Regions from separate parts of the Homo sapiens genome. Here region 2 is linked to region 1. Evidence: chromatin loops called from intact Hi-C (ENCODE). Cell type or tissue: ascending aorta. All regions are shown on one strand. Links, peaks and the distances in the headings refer to the core of each region. The heading gives the core; the rest is flanking DNA. Region 1 holds the start of ALG13 (ALG13 UDP-N-acetylglucosaminyltransferase subunit). Region 2 overlaps PAK3 (p21 (RAC1) activated kinase 3).

Evidence for each region. Hi-C counts contacts between places; a loop is a spot of excess contacts. Peaks named below come from ENCODE experiments on the same cell type or tissue, not always from the same donor. Only the 100,000 strongest peaks of a DNase experiment are listed, where the experiment ranks them.
Region 2: it touches region 1 in a loop (8-fold over the local background); 2 of 110 quality-filtered maps call a loop at or near these places.

Annotation. Positions count from the first base shown.
Region 1 is chrX:111,669,808-111,682,157 of GRCh38, reverse strand. ALG13 (ALG13 UDP-N-acetylglucosaminyltransferase subunit) reads right to left here and starts at 988. Exons shown (of 27, transcript NM_001099922.3): 1 at 859-988; 2 at 1-26. The coding sequence starts at 939. It also overlaps the pseudogene RNA5SP512. RefSeq lists enhancers at 532-591, 612-661, 732-921, 601-1,320. In ascending aorta, for the core only: a CTCF peak has its summit at 1,071 (motif pointing right); DNase peaks (open chromatin) are centred at 527 and 987; H3K4me3 peaks cover 1,454 bases; H3K27ac peaks cover 1,493 bases.
Region 2 is chrX:111,097,086-111,110,226 of GRCh38, reverse strand. It overlaps PAK3 (p21 (RAC1) activated kinase 3), which reads right to left. Exons shown (of 18, transcript NM_002578.5): 2 at 12,771-12,837; 3 at 12,543-12,652; 4 at 6,921-7,068. Among named protein-coding and RNA genes, the nearest start is that of PAK3, 7.5 kb to the right of the region's middle. In ascending aorta, for the core only: a CTCF peak has its summit at 11,235 (motif pointing left); a DNase peak (open chromatin) is centred at 11,216; H3K4me3 peaks cover 1,543 bases; H3K27ac peaks cover 1,227 bases.

The sequences.
Region 1 (12,350 bases), core at 1-2,500:
CGGTTGTAACCAAGGCTCTCGATTTTCTGAAAGAGGAAATCAGAATGTGAGGGCCTTTTAAACTGGCTATGTAAAACAGAGCAGGAACCACCACCACTACTAAAGTTTGACGTTAACATCGGAGCACGGCCGCCAAAAAGCCTATCTGTGGCCGATTTCACTTAGTTTTCAAAACTATTTTCTGGTCCGGGGCCCGACGAGGAACCTCCCAAGCACTCATGAATCTAAGCGACCCAGCTCGCAGAGTCCCGCGAAAGCCACAGCAGGAAAAGACTTTGGAAAAGGAGTCGCAAACTCGGGGGGAACCCAGGCACTACCCGTTCTGCCTCACTTGATCAACTGCGAGAACCGGGAGCCCTGAGGGGACGACGCGCGCTGAGGAGAGGAACCGCGCGGGCTCCGGCCAAGTGCTGAGGGGAAGGAGCCGGGCTCTGAGGCGAGCTCGGCTGGCTCAGACGCCGGCGCCGACGTGCGGTCCACAGGGGGGCCTGAGGAAAAACTGCCGAGCCCGGTGGAAAACCCGAGCTCGGAGGGGCGGAGCCGTTGGAAGGAGGGGCGGAGGACGCGGAGGCGGAGAATAGAGCGCGGGGGCAGACCGGAAAAGGAGCTGAAGAAATGAGGGAGAGGAGCGGCCGGAATAATGGGAAGAGGAAACAGGCAACCCCGAGTGGCCGGGTAGCCGGAGAAGGGCCCCGCCGGGCGTGGGCAGAAGCCAGCTAAGGGGCAGCGGCACCTGTGGTAGAGTTGCGGGGGTTTCTTTCCGAGCGCGACGGTCAGGCAAGGCTAACGCGGCTGGCAGTATGGCCGGAGATGGCGGGTGGCGAGCCAAGCCGCCGCCTGCTCGCCTCCCTCACTCACTTGCAGACTGTCGGGCGCCGACACACACGCAATGAGGTCGTCAAAGCTGGTGGTCCCTACGGTAACAAACACGCACTTCATGGCGCGGGTTCCTCAAGCCCTGATCGCAAGGGCCGGATATGACGCAACTGAGGCCACGCACGTTGCAGTGACTGCCTTCTGTGAGGGAGGCGGAAATCCGTAATGGCCGCCAGGGGGCGGCGGGGCCCCGGGCTGTGTCACCGGTTGGGTGGGGCAAAAGACTATTGGTGGCCTAGGTACCAGCCACTGTTCTAAGCCCTTTATGTGTAGGAGCCAGCTCTTGAGACCCCTCACTATAAGGGAATGGGGAATTGCCAAATGTAATTAACTTTTTCAAAACTGATGGGTAAAAAAAAAAAACATCATACCCTAAGCATTGAGTTGGTGTCGTTGCGTGGGTACCACAATCTTTTAATGACAGACAAGTTTGAGATTTTTTTGTTTGCTGCCAGGTTTTGTCAAGATACATTTGAGAGATGGTTTTACTTCGAGTTGGCTAAGGGGATATGAAAAATAAAAGTGCCTTACCAGGCACAGTGGCTGTAATCCCAAGCTACTGGGAAGAATCACTTGAGCCCAGGAGTTAAGACTAGCCTGGGCAACATAGCAAAACCCTTGTCTCTAAAAATATTATTTTTTAGGCCAGGTGCCATCGCTCAAGTATGTAATCCCAGCACTTTGGGAGGCCAAGGCAGGTATATTATTGAGGTCAGAAGTTCCAGACCAGCCTGGGCAACATGGTGAAATCCTGTCTCTCCTAAAAATACAAAAATTAGCCGGGCGTGGTGGCAGGCTCCTGTAATCCCAGCTACTCAGGAGGGTGAGGCACGACAATTGCTTGAGCCCAGGAGACAGAGGTTTCAGTGAGCCCAAGATCCTGCCATTGCACTCCAGCCTGGGTGACACAGAATGAGACCCTGTCTCAAACAAACAAAAAAAATTTAATTAGCCGGGGGTGGGAGCACCCACCTGTGTTCCTAGCTAGTCAGAAGGCTGAGGCTGCAGTGAGCCATGATCACACCACTGCACTGCAGCCTGGACGACAGTGAGACCCCGTCTCGAAAAAATAAAAAAACTAAAAATAAAAGGCATCTTATAAGGTATGGGGTCTTGCTCTGTTGCCCAGGCTTGATTCTAACTCCTGGGCTCAAGCAGTCCTCCTGTGGCAGGCCACGTCTCACTAACGGAGGCCTCCATAACAACTGTTTCAGTACTGAGTGGTGAAGTTAATATTAAAAGCTAAAAAAAGCCAGTGCCCTTATACAAAGGCTGGAATGTAACTAAAGCCCACCAAGAGTTTTGCCTAGGCCTTTCCTGGGCCCTAAAGCATGACAAAATAACAAAGGAAGTCTTAACATTACCCATTTAGGATTAAACAAGTTTTATTGTGGGTCTGAAGAAACTCCCCAGGCCTCCACAAACAAGTTTGTTGGGAGTCCGAAGGAACTCCCCAAACCTCTGTGATTTAGCAGGAGACAAGATAAGGGTAATCACGCCAGCACCTGGACTCATTTAGATTTTTTTTTTTTTTTTTTGAGACGGAGTCTCGCTCTGTCACCCAGGCTGGAGTGCAGTGACACAATCTCGGCTCACTGCAAGCTCTGCCTTCCGGGTTCACGCCATTCTCCTGCCTCAGCCTCTCAAGTAGCTGGGAATACAGGCACCCACCACCACGCCCGGCTAATTTGTTGTATTTTTAGTAGCGACGGGGTTTCACCATGTTAGCCAGGATGGTCTCGAACTCCTGACCTCATGATCCACCCACCTTGGCCTCCCAAAGTGCTGGGATTACAGGCGTGAGCCACCGCACCTTGCCGGACCCATTTAGATTAAGTAAATTTACTGAGGCTCCAGAGGAAGATCTTCAAGATTCAGACCTTATTTATAGATTAAAAGAAGTTAATCACTTATGTCTTTAGATGAATGCACACTTACATGTAGACATATAGCTTAGAAGGTATATAAGCTCTGGAAAACATCGTGATTTTGAGTTGGTTTCGTGATAATATCCAGGCCTTTTCCCTGTAAACAGTTACAGAAATAAAAACTCTCTTCCTCCACAGTTTATCTGCATCTTGTTATTAGGTCACGAGAAATAGCAGCCCCACCCTCAGTTTGGTCCGAGAGCACTCCCGCCTCCGCCTCCACCTCCCAAGTAGCTGGGACTACAGGTGCATCAAAAGTGGCTTTTAGAAAATCACTCTAACTGGCTGGGCACGGTGGCTCACGCCTGCAATCACAGCACTTTGGGAGGCCGAGGTGGGTGGATCACAAGGTCAGGAGCTTGAGGCCAGCCTGGCCAGCATGGTGAAACCCCATCTCTACTAAAAATACAAAAATTAGCCAGGCACGGTGGCGGGCACCTGTAATCCCAGCTACTTGGGAGGCTGAGGCAGGAGAATCACTTGTACCTGGGAGGCGGAGGTTGCAGTGAGCTGAGATTGTGTCACTGCACTCTAGCCTGGGCAACAGAGCAAGATTCTGTCTCAAAAAAAAAAAAAATCGCTCCAACTTGGGCTCTTCTACCAACTGTGGTTCTCAGAAAACCAGGGCCCTCTAGGGTCCCCTGGAAGCTGCAAACAGTTAACCTCCATTAGCAAGCATGACTTGTAAAATAGAGGTGATAAAGCCTGAAGCATTGATCTACAATCTATTGAATTATTCCAGTGAACCATTTAAATATAACATTACACATTAGGACGATAAAGTACCACAGATAAATTACACTTAGGCAGGCACATATAGGAGAGGTTATTTCTCAAAACTCTCCTTTTTTCTCCTACCACCATCATAACCATTGTTAAGATAATTGCTCACTCTATCTCCTTCTAATGTTTTGTGTATTCCCTATTTAAAATATCACCTTAGCTCATATTTGTGCTTTGCCCTGCCTGGATATATACAGAAGAGAGGCTGTGAGAAGAAATTATTTTAAGGAGGAAAAGGATTGGAGGTAAATTGGGCCTAGAACATAGCCTGAGAAGACCCTTGGGCCTATTTCTACAGGATGTTTCCTTTAAATCTTGTAGCTTAGGCAGTTGTCCTTTTGAAGAGTAGCATGCACAATGGCAGGAAAACTCACCAGCTGCCTTTCTGAAAGTGACATCCAACAGAGACTTCTGGTTGGGACTTGGAAACTACCCAATCAGGACTCAGCTGTTTTCAACTAATGGGGACTACTTTTGAGTTGTTTATTTGCATACACAAACTTGATTAAGGGCTGGGAGGAGAACTTTCCCTATTTAAGCCAGACCCACTCTTTGTTCTTCGGAGCACTTAGTTTACATTGGAGGCTGTGTTCCCCCATCTGCAGATCTCGGGCTCTTAGGCTGAGGTCTCCGAGACTTTGTTTTCTCCAGGGAGCATGTTCACTTGCCTCTATGGGCCCTGTGGGGTACACTCACACTTCGTGGAGTACTTTTGCATTTTGCAATGTACTTGTGCTTGGTGGAGTATGCTCACATTTCAAGTTTTGTGGGGACACTCATGTTTCTGTTGTACTCAAAGGGATGCCTTTGTTATAGTGCCATGGGTAACCCATGTTCTAAGGTAATGGTCTCCAACCAGCCACCTTATGGTGCACTGATGACTTTTATATTTAAAAACCTATGGAGAAAATTCTTGTGCCTATTTAAGGCTCTGGATGAAACTTTTGGATTTAAAACTTCTTTGGCTACATTGGGGAGCTTTCTGTATCCCTAATCAAATTTATTTATGCCTGCAATTAGAACAAAGACGAATCTAGGCCTCTCAAAGACAATATAAGGCTTTCCTTAATAGGTACTATGAAAACTCCAAATGGAATCAAGAATTTCAGACTGCCTTCTTGAGAGAAACTAATTCCGAACTCAGTGCCTCCAAAAACTTGAAAATCCTCCTAGCCCAGATTCTGTTCCCAAGAAGGACTCAAACCCTTTGTTCCTCTTCCTTTCACTCCCTCTGCACTACCTCTACTTTATTCTCCTCTGCCACTACCTTCTTCACTTTCTGAACCTCCTTTTTTCTCCTCACTGTCTATCCCAGGCACACTACCCATAACCCCTCAACTCCTCTTATTGCCCCATTTAAAATAAGTGAAAATGTAGAGGGAGGTCAAACCATTTCTTACATTCCTTAGTCTAAATCTGAACTCTTGGCGATTGTCCTAAAACTGACTTCCTTGAATTTGAATGCCACTTTCATTTAATCGTAAGCGCATACTAGCCCAGACTCACCAAAATCTATCAATTAATTCACATGCTGGGGGTCATTTTTGTGGCTCAAACATGTATATGCCTAACTAAATGGATAAAACCTCCAGAGGACTGCCATTTCAAAAGGGACATGGCCATAACAAAAGCAAAGAAAATAACCTGTGATTTGTTAAAGGTCATTCCAGTGCTTTTTCTCTGGCAAATTAATTGGAAAGCCATTCAACGATTCACTCAAAAAAAAGATGAGTCTGCTTAGATTATTTTGACTGGTTCAAAAAGGCTTTCCAAGCTGGGTGTGGTGACTCACACCTGTAATCTCAGCACTTTAGGAGGCTGAGGCAGGAGGATCACTTGAGGTCAGGAGTTCGAGACCAGCCTGGCCAACATGGCGAAACCCTGTCTCTACTAAAAATACAAAAATTAGCTGGGCATGGTTGTGCATGTCTGTAGTCCCAGCTACTGAGGAGGCTGAGGCACGAGCATCACTTGAGCCCAGGAGGCGGAGGTAGCAGTGAGCTGAGATGGCACCACTGCACTCCAGCCTGGGCAACAGAGCAACTCTGTCTGAAAAAATAAAAATAAAAAAAAAATCTTTCCAGCAAAATTCTGGTGTCAAGGACTTAACAGAGGATACCATTAATCTTTTTGATTCTAGTTTTCTTTCAGGGCTTAACTGAACTCTTAATGCCTTAGTCAAACAACATTACCTCAATTGGACCTTTAAGAAACCCCACGAAATTGCCTCCTTGGCAAACTATCTCTCTAAAACTTTGTAAAGAGACAAAGAAAGAATAAATAAGACACTTGATTATCAGGAAAAGACCACCACGTTCATGGCCCTACATATTCAGCAATTTAAAAAACAATCACAGAACCAAAATGTTCTCAAGAGTCTGGGAAACAGGATCTATTTCTTTCGCAAGGGCTTTTATCACTACAAAAGAGATTATGAAATATACAAATGATGGCTTCAGAAGAACCCAGATAAAGCTAAGAAAAATGCAAGCTTTTTCTTCATTACAAGATTGGGGTGCTTCAGGGAGATAAAGGCAATCTTCTTCCTTCTGTGAACCAGCTGAAGAAGGTTGGTTTGCAAATAAATAACAAATTGGTCCAGGCGTGGATAGATACTGGTGCCACACTCTCAGTGCTAAACTCCAACTCTTTTTTTCAGATCGCCTTCCCTAGAGTAGTCAAACCACCCAAATGGTAGGGATCCCCAGCCAGCCAATGATAGTCAGGTGAAATCCAATTCCTTATCAGATAGGGCCCATCATTGGATACCATAGCTTTCTCCTCCCCTCTCTTCCCATACATTTATTAGCAAGGGCCTTCCTTGAAAAGAGTCAAGCCAACATCTTTTACCCATAAGGGAAATGTGTTATTTTAAGAATAAGCTCACCTGAGACCTCTACTTTTTTTTTTTTTTAAATAAGGTGGACTTGCTCTTTCACACAGGCTGGAGTGCAGTGGCACAATCGTGGCTCACTGCATCCTTGACTTCCTAAGCTCAAGTGATTCTCCTACCTCATCCTCCTGAGTAGCTGGGATCACAGGTGGGCGCCACTACAGCTGGCTAATTTTTTTACATATAGAGAAGAGGTCTCGCTATGTTGCCCAGGCTGGTCTTAAACTCCTGGGCTCAAGCGATCCTCCCCCCTTGGCCTCCCAATGTGCTAGGATTACAGGCATGAACCACTGCGCCCAGTCTAAGACCTCACTTATGTGTTTCCCTTGTGAGCCCCTGTCTGTCCAGCCATTTCTGAATAACCTACCTTAAGGGAATTATCTGAGACCCTATGGGCAAAAACGAATACCAATATCTGTCTTTTTCACTCAGCACCACCTATTTTCATTCAGATAGATCCTAACAATTCTCTTCTAAATGTGAAACAATACCCCCTCAATTCTGAGGCATTAGCAGGCATGGAACCGATCATTGATTATTTTATTTCTGAGGGACTCATTGTCCCCTGTGCTAGCCCATGCAATACCTCAATTTTACTCGTGCAGAAACATAACAGGAGAGGATGGAGGTTTGTTCAACAACTTAGAGCCGTAACCAATATTGTTATTCTTGACACCCCATTGTGCCTGATCCACCTACACTCTTACATAATATGCCTTCTGACACCCAATATGTCTCTACTCTTGACCTCTGCATTGCCTTTTTCAGCATCCCTGTTTACCTGAAAGTTTCTTTTCACCTTCATGTGGAGAGGCCAACAGTATACATGGACAGTGCTTCCTCAGGGATATACTGAGAGCCCTATCTATTTTTTCCAGATTCTTTGAGCAGACCTGAAAAAGATAACCTTTTTATAAGGTTCAACCCTTTTACAATATATTGATGATATGCTTTTATGTTCTCCCTCTCAAAACACTTACCCTGCTGACACTCTTCATTTTTTTTCTGCCAACTGACCCTCAATAAATGTCATAATGTCTCTAAAGAAAAATTACAATTTGGTCAAGATTCAATTAAATTCCTTGGATATGTATTAACTTCCTCAAGGCTAAGCCTTGATCCCTCTCACATTCAAGTTATCTTTTTCTTCCCCTTACTTGCTACAAAAAGGCAGCTCAGAGTATTTTTAGGGCCTGTGGATTATTGCAGAATATGGAACCTAATTTCTCTCTGATGGTACAACCCTTATATTCCTTACCTAAAGCCTCTTTTCCCCATTTCCTTGTCTGGATTACTGATGGTGAACAAGCTTTCCAAGTTTAAAAAACTCAATTGTCCACTACCCCTACCTATGACATCCAAATTATTATGATTTTCCCTTTTTGTGCATGAAGGAGAGGGTAACACATTAGGGGGTTTGCCTTAGCCCCTTGAGGGCAACGATCAACTGACTGGCTATTATAGCCAATAGCAGTACCCTGTGGCACAAGTATTGCCCCCCTATCTGAGAACTGTTGCTATTACTTCTATGCTTATAAAGGCCACTAAAAAATAGTCATACAGTCCCCTCTCACTATGTATGCCCCTCATTCCATTGAAAGCCTCCTCACTTTTCATCATACCCAACATCTTTCAGCCAGCCGATTGACCTATGAGATACTATTTTCTTTTTCTCCCAATTTAGCCATTGCCCACTGCAATCTATTAAAACCCTTTTATCATCTCCAGTGGAAGACATCCTGTGACTGTGTCAGTTTTACAGATACCCTCCTTTTACCCAGCATATACCCAAAGGAAATGCCTCTGCCCAATCTGGACTTTGTCTAGTACACTGATGGGTCTTCTCTCAAGAGCCCTGCTGGCTCTTACCTCGCAAGATACGCCATAGTTTCCCCAGCAGAGACTATTGAATAGGACCCCCTTCCCACGGTCTGGTCAGCTTAACAAGCAGAATTGCATGCCTTCACATGAGCCTGTTTGCTGGCTGGAGGCAAAACAACTAACATTTTATACAGATGGTAGATTCGTCTTTGGTGTTGCACATAATTTCGTATGCCCTGGAAACAATGAGGTTTTTTGACCTCCTCCAGACAACCTATTAAAAATAAAGATTTTTGTTTTGACACTTCTAAAAGCTATTCAGGCTCTATTATCTCTTGCTATTATCAAGATCCAAGGATACTCCCCTGAAAACTCTGAAGACAGTAAGGGCAATCATCTTGCTGATGCAGCTGCTGAAGCTACAGCCCTACAAGTAACTCCCTTGATCATGCTCATTCAATCCTCAGCCCCCATGCTTGCCCATTTGATTACCATTTTTCTAGACTTTTCACATCTCAGAAAGCAGTTTCATATCTTGAAAGGGGGAAATGGATGAAACAAAGTTGCACATTTAACTCCCAAACAAGATTATGAGAAGGGACAAATAGACATCCAATCCTCCCTAGCAGTCTACAGACACAAACAGACCTTTATACATAACCTAATTCACTACAATCTGGATACAGTGAATAAATGGGTCAGACAATACTTCGGAGAAATTTCCCCAACAGTTGCTTTTTAGGTATACAAACTTTGTAGCCTCTGTCCCCAATATACTCCAGGTGAACCCCTAAAATGTCCTTCAGGCCAAGTATCACTTCCCAATGGCCTTTTTGCAGAATGGCAGCTTGACTTCATCCAATTACCCCCATCTCATGGATACAAAAATGTCCTTATAATGGTTGACATGTATTTCCATTGCGTTGAAGCTTTCTCCTGCAGACAGACTACGGCCATGTCAGTAGCCAAAGTACTCCTTGAAAAGATCATTCCTCTTGGGGAATTCCAACTGAGCTATATAGTAACCAAGGAACTCATTTAACTGGCCAAGTATTAGCAAAAATTTGGAACATTTAGCCCATTCTGCAGCATTTTCATTATGCATACCACTCCAGTCTTTTGGGCTGGTTAAATAGATAAATGGGGTTATAAAAACCCAATTTGTGAAGATCCCAAGTACTTTTAACCTGCCCTGGCATAAGGCCCTCCCATTGGCATTGCTAGTTTTACAATCCACACCTAGTAGGAAACACTGTCTCTCCCCTTTTGAGATCGTTGCCGGTCTGCTCATGCACCTGGTTGAAGAAACGTTTTCCCTGCTCGGTTACAGGGAGACTTCCTAACCTACTACCAATGCCTTGTCAAAGCTTTAAAGACTAACCGCCACAAGGTTGTGGAATCCTTTTACAGGCCCAAATCAGATAGTGACCTCTGGCATCGCAGCCTCCAGCCTAGTGATTATGTACGTTGGTAGAGACATCAATTGAAAGATTACCTTCAGCCTTGTTGGAAGAAGCACTCTTTTCAGGTACTGTTAATCAATCTCTGTGCTGCCAAGTTACAGTGTATTGACTCTTGGATACATATATCTCACCTAAAAATGGCACCAACTCCTGGAGAATCTTGGACATAAATGCCAGTGTTTAATACCAAATTCAGATTACTAAAACCCCATCTCCAGGCCAAGAAGACAACATCTAAGGTTGACAGCTAACCCAGGACACCAGACCAGGACTGTATGAGTAATATGCTCAGCCCTTACATTTACTTTATTTCTGCCTTGATTGTCATAGCTTTGGGAATTCTCTGTATTTTAGACATTTTTTTTGACATGTTAAAATTTAAAATAGTTCCTAGACAGGGCAGTTCCAGACGAACATCCTGTTTGCGCCTCTGAGCTAAGGCAGTTCCTGTAACCAGTAATTGGAGCTGAGACACAGTGGCAGGAAAACTCCCACCAGCAGCCTGAAAGGAGCATCCAACAGAGACTTCTGGTTCTGGCTTGAAAACTACCCATCTGGGACTCAGAAGTTTTCAACGAATTCGGGCTGAAAGAGTTTGAATTCTTCATTTGCACATATGGACCTGATCGAGGGCTGGGGTGGGAACTTTCCCAATAGCATGCTTTCAGTTTACAACAGAGGCTGTGATTGTTTTTTTAGAAAATAAAACTCTTCGGCCAGGCGCAGTGGCTCACTCCTGCAATCCCAGCACTTTGAGAGGCCAAGGCAGGTGGGTCACATGAGGTCGGGAGTTCGAGACCAGCCTGACCAACATGGACAAACCCCGTTTCTACTAAAAACACAAAATTAGCTGGGCATGGTGGTGCATGCCTGTAATCCCAGCTACTCGGGAGGGTGAGGCAGGAGAATCGCTTGAACCCGGGAGGTAGAGGTTGCGGTGAGCCAAGATTGCACCACTGCACTCCAGCCTGGGCAACAAGAGTGAAACTCTGTCTCAAAAAAAAAAAAAAAAAAAAAAAAAGAGGAAAGAAAAGAAGACTCTTCTTTGTTTTGTTTTTTCCTTTGCAGACCTCATGGTCTTTTGTTAACAAAATTAGTGATAACGGTGAAACTAGTTTTATAACAATAAATATAGAAAGGTCATGGTTGAATAATGAAACAAGCACAGTCATTTTCTGCCCAAAGAGAGAATAAAATATGAATATTTAGTGAAATATAAAGACAAAAATATTCAAACGTATTACCTATCCTAAAAAAAAAATTCTAGGACTTAAGATTTCTACACATGAATCAGAGACTATAATGCCTTATTTGCTATGAATTATACCACAAAGCACAATAAGCTACAGAAACCATTTCTTATATGTGGGCTAATAAAGAAATACATTAACTATTAAAATAAAACTCTAAAAATAGTTTACAAAACAACTTCTAGCTGATACATTAGAATAGAAGCAGAATAGACCAATGTGTCCTACATATTACACCACGCCGCTACTCTAGCTATATGACCTCCAAGAAATCATTTAACCTCTCTTGAGCCTCAGTTTTCTCACTTATAATGAAAATAACAGATTCAGATTAGGTCTTTCAACTATACACTCTGTGACTCTAAGAGCAAATATTCTGCTGTTTGATAACAAAGGAAAAAGTAAAATTCTTAATACATAATATAAATCCATATTTAATGTTAATGTCATATCTTGTACTGATCATATTGATTCTTATATTTATAAATAACATTTGTATGGCACTTTACAGTTTTATTAAATGTCTTCATGTTCATCATCATATTTTAATCACACAGCTTCCCTATGGAGTAACAGAATGGGAGAAGTTAAGCTGTTTGCTCGAGATCACATGGCTAGGAAGCAACTTACTGAAGAAGTCCAGCTCTTGAGCTGCTTAAGCCTGGGCAGGTCTTTTCTTGCCTCCCAGAGGTAAATCAAAGCAACCAATGAACTTTAACTTTGTACACTCTGTTTCATTTGTTATTCTCCTTCCTGGATTATTTTGGGGGTTATTATTTTATTTCTAATTTATACATGACCATTAAGTTATTCCCATTTGGTGCAGCAATAGCTGGGAATCTGATATCATCGCATGATTATTCAATCTCTGCATTAATAGGTTATATAGATTAATAGCAATGTATTATAAAGGAGTATTTCCTGTTAGGCAAGAGAAAACAGAATTCCCTTATGAGTTTTGTTTGTCTGCCAATTTTGTCTTCAAGTCAATTAAAAATTTATGCCATCAGGAAGAAGAATAGCTTTTTGATATCAGGATTGGCAAATATTTGTGTTTCTGTGTTTAATCTTGATCTGTGGCTGAAGTTGTAGATCTGAAGTTATAAGTTCTCTGTGAATCTGTGTGGCTGTAATTCAGAAAGACCTTTACGTCTCATTGAATCTGTGAAACTTTTTCCTATAAGATATTAAATTAGTCTATGGCCATACCACCCTGAATGTGCTTGATCTCATCTGATCTCGTGAAGCCAAGCAGGGTGGGGCCTAGTTAGTACTTGGATGGGAGACTTCCTGGGAATATAAGCTGCTGTTGGCTTAAAAAAATTTTTTTGTATAT
Region 2 (13,141 bases), core at 10,043-12,542, 580 kb after region 1:
CATTTGGGAACTGCTTTGAAGTAATTCAAGACATTCTACCAATAGATGTTTACAGTTTATTTTCACAGATTTCACAAGCCATAAACAAAATCGCTATCATTCACTGAAATCTTATCATGGCCCACGCACTCTGCTAAAAGTTACTTAGGTACAAGTTCACATAACTTGCATAACCCCTGAGGTGTTATTACAGTATTTTCATTCCACATATGAAGAAGCACATTCATTAAGTCACTTGACCAAGGTCACAGAACTAGTAAATGTAATAGTAAGATTATACCATCCCATGTCTATGTGACATCAATGCCCGTGCACTTATTTCTGTTTCCTAAGTCACGGAAAGTTTCATATTAAATTCTGCAGTTACTCACAGCTTTTACATGAACATGAATGTTCTTAGGGCTTTGTCGTAAGTAAACTGTGCTTCCACTGTGGCGTTTGGGACGAAAGCCTGAAAATGAGCAGATCTTCCACCCACAAAACAGACATTTCAACAATCAGAATCAAGGACAGAAGAATGCCTATGGTAAGAGAACCAATTGCTGGTTCCACCTACATTAGGAATCTCTTCTACTCACCACCCCCACAAGTTTGGGTACTGGCAAATAAAGGTGGCATCACTGATGGCTTTACTGATTTCAAGGGTGGAAGTAGGACTAGAGGGGATAGCTAAATGAACAGGACACATTTCTGCAAGATAAACATGTCCTAAAGAGACACAGTAGTTGAGGAAACTCCATGGACTAATCCTATTTTTCACTCATCGTCTTGAGTGGGAATGAATACTGACACCTAGCTTGTGGCTAGGCAGAAATAAAGACTTAAAGGAAAACAGGCAACAAGTCCTGTGAAAATCAATCTTTGGCTGCAAAGAACCATACTGTTTCTCTGTTATGTCAAGGATCTGTCCCTTTGAAGGTGCCTACCTCAAAGGGCTATGGTAAAGATAATAAGCTCTATACTGTGTCAAACATTTACTATAAGCCAGACATTTTGCTAAACACTTTCATATATTATCTCATTTCATCCTCTTAACAACTCCATGAGGTAGATGACATTAGTGTCATTCCCATTTTACACATAAGGACACTGAGGCTTAAGGGGGATAAGTAATTTCTCTTCACTTGATCTTAGCCAAAAGGCCTAAGAAGCAATGGGGATAATTTCTCAAACAAGGTTACACAGCTAGGAAGTGGCCAAACTGGGATTCAAATGGTGGTCTGGCTGATACCAGAGTTGGTGCTCCTAACACCTCTATTGAAATGGAAGAATGGGTTATTAAACATTTTTAAAAGTATAAAATATCATATAAATGCATGATGGGTTTGGGAATGGGTTTTCTCAGTGCTTCTCACTGAATTCAAGCACACTCAGGCAGGTGCATTTTTCTCTTCCTAATATTCAGCCAGTCCTGCAAATTATATAAATTGCCTTTGGTGAATCTTGAAGTAATGGCCAAAAATTTCCAAATGTAAAATTGCCCAGCTGTTTCTCTTAAGCCAGCAGTCCTCAACCTTTTTTGGCATCAGGTACCAGTTTTGTGGAAGACAATTTTTCCATGGACATGGGGCAATGGGGTGGTTTTGGAATGAAACTGTTCCATCTCAGATCATCAGGCATCAGATTCTCATAAGGAGCACACAACCTAGATCCCTTGCCTGTGCAGTTCACAATAGGGCTCACGCTCCCATAAGAATCTAATGTTGCTGCTGATCTGACAGGAAGTGGAGCTCAGGAAGTAATGCTTGTCATCCACCACTCACCTCCTGCTGTGCTGCCCAGTTCCTAACAGACTGTGGACCAGCACTGGTCTGCAGTCCAGAGTTTGGGAACCCCTGTCTTAAGCTGTCTCTTGGAGGAGGTGGTGGTTAGATCTTAATAAGTACAATAATCTCACTAAGGTCTGCAGATCACTCTTATTACTCCACTTTAGGCCCAGTAACAGAGTACTCTGTTATACAATCTTCTGGGAATATGGCACAGCCCTGTGCTAAGCAAGCTATCTACAAGGAAGTTTACTTTGGAAAGTGACTTCTCTAAATTCTGACTGCTGTCCCCAACTACTTATGAACCGTCAAGACCTTTGGAGCCTACAGACCACTGGATTTCATGATAAAGATCCCTCCATGCCCAAGCTTCCAGACTGTTGCCTCATACTACTGTTTCATGGCAACTTGATCTTTCCCACACAAATGAAAGTACCTTAGAGTGCAATAGGTGTGTCTTTCACCCATTTGAATCTCTGGGCCTAGCTCTATGTGGGGCCTACAGACAATCCTCAATCTGAGCTGGTAATGCCACTGCAAATCTGGGATTGAGGAAGAGAAGAAGAGAGACACTGGGTCTGTATTGATAAGATGTTCCTGCTCAGGTATCCCCTTTAGTTTCTTAACTGAGTCTCACAAGTAGCTTTTCTGGACCTAGCATTGCACTAGGCATCAAGAAACCAAAATGAGTAAGATAATATAGTTCTTGCTATCAAAGAAGTTCTCAATCTAATGGCAGGGAGTTGGGTTATATTCCAGAGAATAAGCTCTTCCCTAAGGCATGCTAGAACCCATACCAAATGGCAGCTTGGGTATATTCTGAACTCATTTTTTGCTCCAGGGTGACTCCAGCAGGAGAAGCCATGTACTAGAGACACCCTTGCAAGATGCTCTTGTGTTTTCAAATCTCTGTTGGCACATGACTCTTGCACCAGGCTCCTGATCCATTAGTTCACTCCTGGGTTTGTGCTTCTTTTTATCCACTTGCAGGGAAATCTACAGTCTTTCTGAAGTGCAAGAAACTTCCTTCAGCTTGTCTTTATCCACGCCTACTGAAAAATCTCCTCTTGTAACTTGTTAGTAACAGCTGTTGAAATTTCAGTGGGGTCTACTATCGCACATGAACACTTACAGTACAAATTTACCTTATCATCCAGCTAGTTCATTAACCTTCTCTTTCCTTTCCTTGAGTGCCATGTTCCAGGGTTAACAGGGTATTAAGTATACCTGGCTAGATTAGAGGTGCCTGGTGGAAGCAGGCCTGCCCTTTCCATGTGTGTAATCAGCAGGCAATTCCAGATCATAAATATAAAACCAGAGACATGCACTTTTGCATAAGAAACCATTAACAGCACATAAAGAAACACATCCTTCATCTTCCTTTCACTATAGGAAAGAAATGAGGTAGCAAGTTAAGCCATAAACTTCCAGAAAATAAACACACCATCTAAACTCCAACCTGTGTTGGACAGGACTGGCTAAGGCTGTATTGGAGATGATTTCTGAAAAAAGAAAAAGTATGTGGAAAGGATAAGGAAAACTTGATCTGTGGGTTTGAGCCTTTTCTTTTTTAATCCTAGACATAAATTCTACTCCTTTCTGCTCTGAAAGGATCTATTTCTCATTGACCTCCTGGATGAGACCAACATTTTTCCTCTGGCAACTGGTTGCCAATATAACCTTTCAGCAGGGGTGAGGAGAGCACTAGTGGCAAACAAAGAAAAAAGAGACAACTGTGAATATAAACTATTTCTTGCAATTAGATGTATCCGTGTGTGTGTGTCAGTGAGAAAGTATATAAATGCAGGGCTATTGGGATGGGAGGGGGATGTGTAAGAGTTTGGGAAAGTATGTATGAGTGAGAGTGTGGGTCACTAGCAGTATGTGTGAATCAATGTGAATAGATGTGGGTCAATGTGATTATCTCAGTGGTAGTTAAGTGTCAACGTGTTCATGTGAGAGTCTGAGTAAGAGTACATGGTGGATTACGGGAGAGTGTTTGACTTCCTGAACAGGTGTGTCAGTGTAAGTGTATCAATGTAAGTGAGAATGTGGCATGGCGATTGTGAGTGTGAGTCTATGTTGTCATATGTGGTATCAGTAATTGCCTGTGTGAAGCACAGTCAACTATTGCAATGTGAATTGTGTATGTCAGTGTGGTATGTGCTAGCATGAATGCAAGTCAGTGACTGTGCATGTCATTATATGTGCACTGGTGCAAACGTGTGTAGCGAAGTGAGTAAGGGTGTGTCAGTATGAAAGTAGAAGAGTGGGAATGTATAAGAATGTGAGTGTGTGGTAAGTGTGATTGGGCCAGTGTGAAAATGTGTGATGTACGAGTGGGGGATGGTGTGTGAGGGGGTACACATGTGCATGTACACGAATGTGGAGGAGTGCTTGTCTGTGGGAATAAGGGCGTGTATAATTTTGAGTGTACAGTCGTGAATGTGAAAGTGAGTGAATATGTGAGTGTTAAGTACATGTGCAGTATGTATGTTTATGTGAATTTGTATGAGTACTGAATGTGAATAAGCCTATATATGTGTCAGTCAATGTGACTATACCTGTGTGTGTAAGTGATTGTGCTTGAGTTTGAGAGGGTAGAGTGACGGTTTTCAGTGAAAATGGCTGAGTTTATAAAAATATGTGTGTATGGTTGTATTTCAGTGTATGTGCCTGCAAGTTTGGTATAGAGTGTGATGATGTCTCAGTGTGAAGAAAGTGAGTGTGTGAGTGTGAATGTGTGGCAAAATGTGTGTTTCTATGTATGAATGTGATTATGTGTGAATGTATCAGGAGTAGGGAGGTTGTTTTAGCTCTGTGTATGTGAATGCAAAAGTGTGTAATTCTAAGTGTAAAAGTGCAAGTGGGTGAGATGGTGCTTATGATGTGAGAAAATATAAACGTGGATATATGAGCATGTATGCACGTTTGTGTCCCTGTGATAAGTTTGTGACTGTGAGGAAGAAACAGTGATGACATCAATGCAAGTACACTGGAGTGTATGAAATTGAGTGTATGAATGGCTGTGAGTATAAGAAACAGTTGGAGTGTGTGCAGGGGGAATGTCAATGTATTATTTGTGTATAGAGTATGTATGACTATACAGGAATTTGGGCAGGCAAAGGTGATTGTATCCTCTGTGTGAATGTAAGTGTGAAAGTGTATGATTGTGTGTGTGTGTGAGAATATGATATTAATAGCACAAAGGTGTGAGTGTCTGTGAACATGAGGGTGGGGTGTATGGTAAGTGTGTTGTGTGCATCAATATGAAAATGTGAATACGTGAATGTGAATTTGTGGCAGTGTGAATGTACCTAAATGTAGCATGTATGTAAATATGATTGTGTGTGAGGGTGAGGGCATAAGAGTGATCATCATTTTGAATGACTCCAGTATGAAAAGTGAGTGAGCCCAGGGGATGATGTGACTGTGTGAATGTACAAGAGTACAAGAATGTGCTTGTGAGAGTATGTATGTGTATGTGCATGAACTAAAGATACCAAAATAACTTTGGATGCTGGGAAACTCTCTCCAGGAAGTCTCTTTCTTCCCAAAGCCACAGCATGTCTTCTGTTACAGGCAAGTTACTTAGCTTCTCTCAGCCTCTATCTCCTCCTTGGTAAAACAGTAATGATGATAATACCTAACTTCAGCTAGTATCACTTGTATAATCAGAAACAGCAATAACTATTAGAAAAAAAAATACCTACCTTGCAAGATTATCATAGGAGAAAATGGTATCATGCCAGTAAAGAGCCTAGCACAGAGCTGGCAACAGTAGACAATAAATACAAGTTATTATTGCATCTGTCACAGAACACCAAAGAGCGATTCAGGGGCTTCTCATTTTAGTCAGTCCTAGTTACCTTCTGTCCGTCAAGGCCTAAAGAGGATCCCCTACCAGAACATCGCTAGAAAGTTGAATGCATCAGTATCAACAAGGCTGTAATTTCATACCTTCAATTCCATGGCTGAAACTCTGGAGCTTCCCTTTCATAAGAAGGCATCACAGAAACACCTGCTGCTGAGCTGCAGTTTTACCTTGTCTGTAGGCGCATTGTATGCTCAGTGTGAAAGGGAACTACATTGCTTATTCCTTGCTTGTTTTTTGTTTAGTTTTTCTGTTTTTTTTTTTTAATTTTGTTGGTTGTTTTTTGATTTGGGTAATAGGAGAGATGCCTAAGCAACTGATAGACAGAAGACCAGACAGAGGGACAGCAAGCTACAAGCAGGTAGCTGGACTGCAGGGAATAGCAACAGAGGCCAGATGGAGAAGCTGACAGAAGAAGTTATAATGCCTGCCTGAAAGGCAGACAAAAAAACAAATAGATGATCGGAGAGACAGGCCATGAAACCTGAAAGAAATGCAGAGGAAGAGAGAGAGGCCCAACTTGCAAAGCTGCTGGGGAACTTTTGAGCCCTTTTAAGGGAGACTAGAGATCTGTAAGATCTAGTCCCTGCCCTTGAAGAGCTTACAATCTAGTTTTCCTGGTAAGATGAATACTCCAGAAACCATGCAAGACTTATTTAAGGCAGTAGGGCAGCAAGTGCTACCCTGCACGCTACAGACTCAAGTGCTGTTGGAGACCTGGTGGAGGAAGTGCATCTTGGTTGGGTGGGAAAGCAGAGGGAAGGTTTGGGAAGGTTTAAGCTAAGTCTGACAGGCCCAGAAGCAGGGATGGAAGGGGTGGGGGTACACTTCAAACAGGAAGGTAAAATTAAGGTTATGGGGCAGTAGAAATCATAGGAACTGAATGGCAAATTTGCAGCATGTGGCTGAAAAGCCACCCAGGCACCAGGAAAGGAGGAGAAAAGAAAATGACAGCTTGATGGGAAGCATGTCTGTGTTATACTGAAGCTCTTAGATGGTGCTTGACATCTGCAACGGACTTGGCAACGATTGTTATGTTGTTTCTCCTCCTCACCCCAAAATGTAGGTCAAGGCTGTCATTCCCATATTAGAGATGGGAGGGAGGCAAGAGACTAAAGGCAGCTGTACTGGGCAAAATTCCCCAGAACATAGGGGTCATGCCCTGAGGCCTAGCTCACGAGGTCTAGGCAGAGTCTTTGATATTGGGAGATCTGGTGGAAAAGCAGCATTTGCCTGGATTTGGAGATCCCTAACTCCCTGCCCTGGACTCCATTACTCACCTCACACCGCCACCGCTGCAGGACTTCAGCACAGGTGGGCACTGCCCATGAGAAGGGTCCGGGCTGGCTTCAGCTCCTACAGACTCAGTGCTGGGCACACCAGCTGCCACAAGATGCAAGGACTCAGCTGCTCTTTCTTGGGGGAAACCTGCTGAGAGAAGCATTGTAGGGGAGAGGGAACCTCTTTCCCCACCTGCTACTGCTCCCTCATCCAACTCCCACCAAACATCTCTCTCTCTCTCTCTCTCTCACACACACACACATACTCTCTCTCTCATACACACACACACACACACTCTCTCTCTCTCTTTCTCAATCTCTCTGGTGAATTTCAGAATATCTCTTAAGAAAGCTAGAAAATCAGAGGGCTAAGAAGTGTAAAAAGGCATTGTTACATAGGATTCCAGAAAGGGCACGGAAGTGGGAGTCAGGAGTTGGGAGTTACAAGCTGAGAATTGCTGTTAGTCACCTCATCATTCTGGGCCTGCTTAGTATCAAGTGAAAAGGCCTGCCTTAGTTGACTTGGGTAAGTGTTGGAAGAACTAAATCAAATAGGACAGATGTGAAATATTTACATAGTCTGCATAATTATGGAGCAATGTGTATAATCACAGGAGGTGGTAGAGTCCAGTGGACAAAAGGAAACTGAGAGACAATGGCCAATGAAGGTTGGCTCTGTGAATATGTGAGCTTCCTGATGTTGTGGCACTGCATTCAGTTCAGTTCAGTTCATCCCTCAACTCTAAGTCTCCACCTCCATTTCCATTCCCCTTTTCACTAACCTCTTTCACTGGAGAAGTGGAAAAAAAGTCTGTCTGCCAGGCAACAGCATTCTGAGGTCTCCTAATTTGCTACCATCTCACAGGTGCTGAAGGCCCCAGCCTCTGACCCTAATTGGAGCTTCCCTCTACCTTCTCCTGTCTCCACCAGGTAAGTCTTCCACAGTACTCCCCAGGTTTCTTAGGATGAATACATACTGTTTACTGTTGTTGCTTGGTGATAATTTACCCTATTTTTCCCACAGAGGTTTCCATGTCTAACCATGAAGGAGACTGAGTCTCTTTGACCCCTCCCTTTCTGCCTTTTCCCACAATCATTTGAGCCTCTCAAGGGAGAGGCTGATCTTCTCTTTGTAGAACCCCAAGCTCTGCAATCCTTCCTACTCTGCTTTCCTTTCCCCTTCCCACAGTGGTGTTTGTCCTCAAAGAAAAGCAGAAACTACATGCTAATTCTCAAGGAGGCATGATTCAGGCTAGCACCTATTTATTACAGACCAGAATGAACAGGGTCCTAATCCAAAGAGATGGCTAGATGGATATCTAAACACGGAGATTGCAAAATTGAAGCCTTAGGGAGCCAAGAAAAGCCCCATGATCTCCAATTCCCCCTTCTGGAATTAAAACTCCAAGCCATACTCTGGGTCTGCCTCTTGCTCTTGGGCAAGACTCCAGAGCATGTCTGTCCCCCAGCATCCCTGGCATTCCATGTGTGCTTCCCACATGCACACTCCAGGCAGCCTTTCCAAATCCCACCCACTGCACCATTGAATGGTGTACTCGCCCCCTCCCTCCCTACGTGAGCTCACCCTGCAAGAGGGTGGGGTGAGGGGGAGAGGGGTGCAAGCTGCCAAAGCTCCAGAGAGGGGTGGGGCTCAAGGAGGACACAGGAAGAATGGCCTCAAGAAGCCCCCTGCCCATCTCTGGGGATGAGGGCAGACAGCAGAGGCAGCATCCACCCACTGGGGTGGGAAACAATACTAGAGGATGTAAGAGAAGGAGAACACACCCCCAACCTGTACTACCAAGAACCTCCATGTTTTAGAGCAAGATCAAGAGCTTTCCTGAAGCTTACCTCCCCCTCCCCCCAGCCTCAATTGTAGCACCACTTTTTAACTCCATGGCAACCTGCCTTTATTTCACCACTTGCTTGAGTCAGTGCAGAATCAACTGACAGGACACAGTATTCCACCTGGTAGCCACACTCCTCTCACCTGCCTGGGGGTGTGTTGTGTTGAGAGTAGGGCAAGGGGAGATATCCTGTGTGTGAGCACATGTGCATACTGGGTCATGTATATCTGCACAGTTCCCTGTACCATGTTGTATGTCTGTGTATGTGTGCTGTGTCATATCTACCATGACATGCATGTATTGAGTCTGCATCATATCGTGTGTGTGTACAGTGTCCTGTTAATATCATGTTGTATACGTGATCATGTCAATAAGCTACTGTGTGAGTGCTATGTGTCTGTACTGTGTTGCATGTGAATTGCATCTCTTCCATCCTTTGTGTATGTGCAATGTGTCTAATTCGTATTGTGTCATATCTTTATGCCATGTTGTGTGTCTGTATAGTGTTGTGGGCATTGTGTGCCTACATCATGTTGTATGCCTATACCGCCTTGTTGTACACCTATGGCTCAGCCTCCTGTTGGAGACTGAGGTAGAAATCAGTGCACACATCTTGTACATACCCAATACCCATCACTAACCCAACTCCACCCCCAGCCACCTTGCTGCATTCCAACTTCCTGACAGAATCTCTGTCTGGGGACTAGGGCTGCCACCTTGGCGGTGGGGGTAGGTGGAAGCTATGGACAACTACTCTGTCTACCACAGAGCCTTCCCATGCCAAGTATCTTGCTCAGCACCGAAGCTGTCTAGGAAAGGAGGTTTGGAACCTTTTTCAGGCCCAAAGGAAACAACGCTGGAGAGGAAGTTGTGGGGAGCTGACTCCCTCTGTGAACCCCCAGCCCCATCCATATATGCAAGGAGAAGGACTTGCAGGAAACGGTGGCTGGCTGAGTTTCTCTGTCAGGCTGGTTGGAAGGACTGGGAGCCTTCTCCACAAGGAGTAACCGCTGCACAAGGGCACTGGTGACCAGGCTGGGACCGGGGATGCATGGGGAGCTCTTAAAATTGTCCCCATTAAGGTCACTAGAGGGCACTGTTGTGCTGATTGTTAAGGATAGTGTTTCTTTTAGGGTGCTGAATTCCAAAAAGTGCCTGGGGCTCACAGTGAGATATGGGAGGAGGGCACGAAGGAGAAGGATATACGCCCTAAGCCAGGCCCTTCCTTCACCTTCATCCCAAGACTTTCTGTTTTGAGATTGAGTTAGGGAGTAAGGGCCACTAGTGAATATACGCCACCCACCCATCCACTCAGGTCTGTGAGACCCAGCCACACAGAACCTTTCAGGGGCTTGGTTATAGGGTCCCTAGCAGATTATTAACTTGGACTTCTCTTTTCCCTCCTGTTCCCCATTCACATGAAGTAAAAGTAAAGCCACACTGTTGAAAGAGATGAAATATATGTGGTTGTGGGGTTGTTTTGTATTGTTTTCCCTAAAACTGGAGGGCATACAAAAAAAGAAGGGGTAATTTTTCTGACAGGGGAAGAAGAGGGCTATACTTTAGTGGACCTGTCTTCATTACCAAGAATAAATGGACCACCTTATAGAACAACTAGTGCCAAGTTCATCGTTTGAAAGACAAGGAAACTGAGGCCTAGAGAGGGGCAAACACACTGTCTGGGACCCCCAAACACAACAGGGGTCCCAGACTGTCACTGTCTGGGACAGTGTGTTTGGGGGTCCCAGACCAGGCCCTAGCCCTCCATAACACTTGACTTCTGACTCCCAGGGTTCATTCCACCCCAGTTCCTGGTCCTTTGGCCCCTAAAAAACTTCACTCTCCAAATTCAGCCCCCTCCAACCTCAAAGAAAAACTCTGGCCTCCCTCTCCACCATGTGGGTTCCAAGGCCATCCTATTCCATCTCAGCAATCAGGCCTCTCTGTGACTACACCTTTCTAATGATTTCCTCTTCCCACCAGTAAATTGTTACTCTCTTTCCAGTTTTCAAGGTCCATCTCCCCATTATGTTTCCCAGACTTAGACCCAGCTGTAGCTGCACCGTTTTGCTCCTCATTGCATCCCCTGGGTTTAGCACAGATTGCTCCAACCTGCAGATAACTGACCAAATGTGGAAATCAGACACAGATCTATTGCACTGATTAACATTTCCAATTAAACCCCCGGTTAGGCTGTGTGTATTAGTGACTCAAATAATCACCGCGTAGGTAAATGCAAATGCCTTCCAAAGCCACAGAGCGCGGTAGGAAGCGACGCATATCTGGGAGGAAATGGAAATAGACTGCCACACCCGGAGGTTCATTTGGTTCTCCGGTAACCCTAAATGAGATTTTAAATGTGTGGCTATTATTTGATCCGAGGCTGAAGCATCACACCTGAAATGGAGGACTCGGGTCCTGCGCGTCGCTGCAGGCCCTTTTCCGCCCCCTGCTGGAGAAGCTGTGTAGTGCCGACTTGGCAGACGAGTCCATTCCAGGCCCTGCAGAGGGAAACGCCTAGCCCCCGGCAGGTGGGGGTGGGGGTGGGGGACGCGTAGCGGAGGCTTAAGTACGCCCCAGATGCCTAGAACGCTGCACTTACCTTCCGAAGTAAAGGTTTTACACAGTTCCCTGCGCACACAGGGTCCCCAGGGATCCTGAGAAGGAGGGCTTTTTTTCTTTTTTTTTTTTGAGCAGGGGTCCCAGACCAGGCCCCAGCCCACCCATGTAAAAGCAGTCAACCTACCTGTCTAGGCCAGATTGATAGCGCCTCCACTTCCCTTTGAGGCACCGTCCTTCCCCACTGCCCTCTCCTTACCCAGGAGGAAAGAGCCAGTTGTTGAGGCTGCTGCTCATTGAGTTTCTTGTTCTCTTGGTTAAAGCTACTGGTTCCTGAAGGTGGGTTACGTGGGTGGGGATGCTGTTGATTTTAAATATCTAGAATCATCCTTCTAATTCTTGGCTGAGCTACAGCTGCCTCAACCTCCAGAGTTGCCTATCTCACCAGAGAATTCAGGGCTTTTGGGTTGTTGGTAAGGCCACGACTTTTCTTCTCTCTCTCTCTAGTTTGCTCCTGCCTTCCTGCCTACTACATCTGATCTGTACACCTGATTTTTTTTTTTTTTTTTGCCTTGGCCACCTTCTTTAACCTTAATTTAGTAGCTTAGTCTCTGAACACATAATAGCAAACTCTCGGATGTCAGCACCTTCCCATCCCTGCAGTTCTTTTTATTTCTCGTTTCCCTCACCTGGTATGTCCACCACTCACCCTCTCCCAAGACCTCAGCAAACTTGTTTGCCCTATATACCATTTCCACCTCTGACCAGGAAATTCTGCAACCTGTGGGAATGGTTAGCTGGTGAGAATGTCCCTAGGGTCCTGTGTCCCCTAGCTTATAACCCTATTGCATGTGAACCTCCTTTTCCTGTCAGATCTCTCCTACAAGGCCCAGCTGCCTGTCCGGAGACTTGCAGGGTCAGCTCCTTGACATCCTAAGGTCTCTCTGACCTCAGGATTCTCAGCTGTCAGCTCTTGCCCAGGCTACCTCCTAGTCTCTTCCCATTTTGCTTCTTGCATGGGCTGGGGGATATGACACTTGTATCCAGAAACAGAGGCTTACAAATGGCTCTCTCTCCAAGCCTCTGCCTGTTAGTCATTCATTACCATATCAAGTCTTTTTGCCCAAAGTTGCCCCTGATTGGAGGCCTCAAGTACCAAATCACAGATCTTGCCCAATTATAATTTTGCAAATGGCCCAGTGAAAACCGCACTGACCTTTACACCTTGCTCATCCCAGAACAGGGCCACGGTGTTGTCACCAACAGGAATGGACCTCCTTCTGTTCCAATACCTCAGACAGCCATACACTTGGCCTGGATTTGAGTCTGCAAAACCATGAGGGGAGCAAGACTAACATGGCTAAAGGCTTCCCTGCTGAAAGCCGTTTTTTAAAAATAGCACTGCAACCGCCCCCATCATGCTTCCCAAAGCCAAGCCACTCACCCTTCTCTCCTTCGCTTCTACAGACCAACAGCCCAGAACCCTCAAGTCTAGAATCTGGAACTGGATTCTGAAAGGTGGGACCAAAAAAAAAAAAAAAAACAAGTGGGGCCTCTATCTCTCTCCTTGCCTGCATCCCCCTCTTCCCACCATCCCCCACCCCACCCCACCCCTTAACCACCACCTAGGGAAGGAAAACTTGCCAGAGTAAGAATCTAAAATGTTCAGTTCACCCAAAAGTGCGGCAGTAATCTTGCCAGAGCCAGTTCACAAACTGAGGGCAATGTCCCCCAGCGAGCTAAGGGGAACAGGAGAGAAGGAGAGGCAGTGGACCCAATGACACTGCTCCCCAGACAAAGAGAGGGCCAATCCAG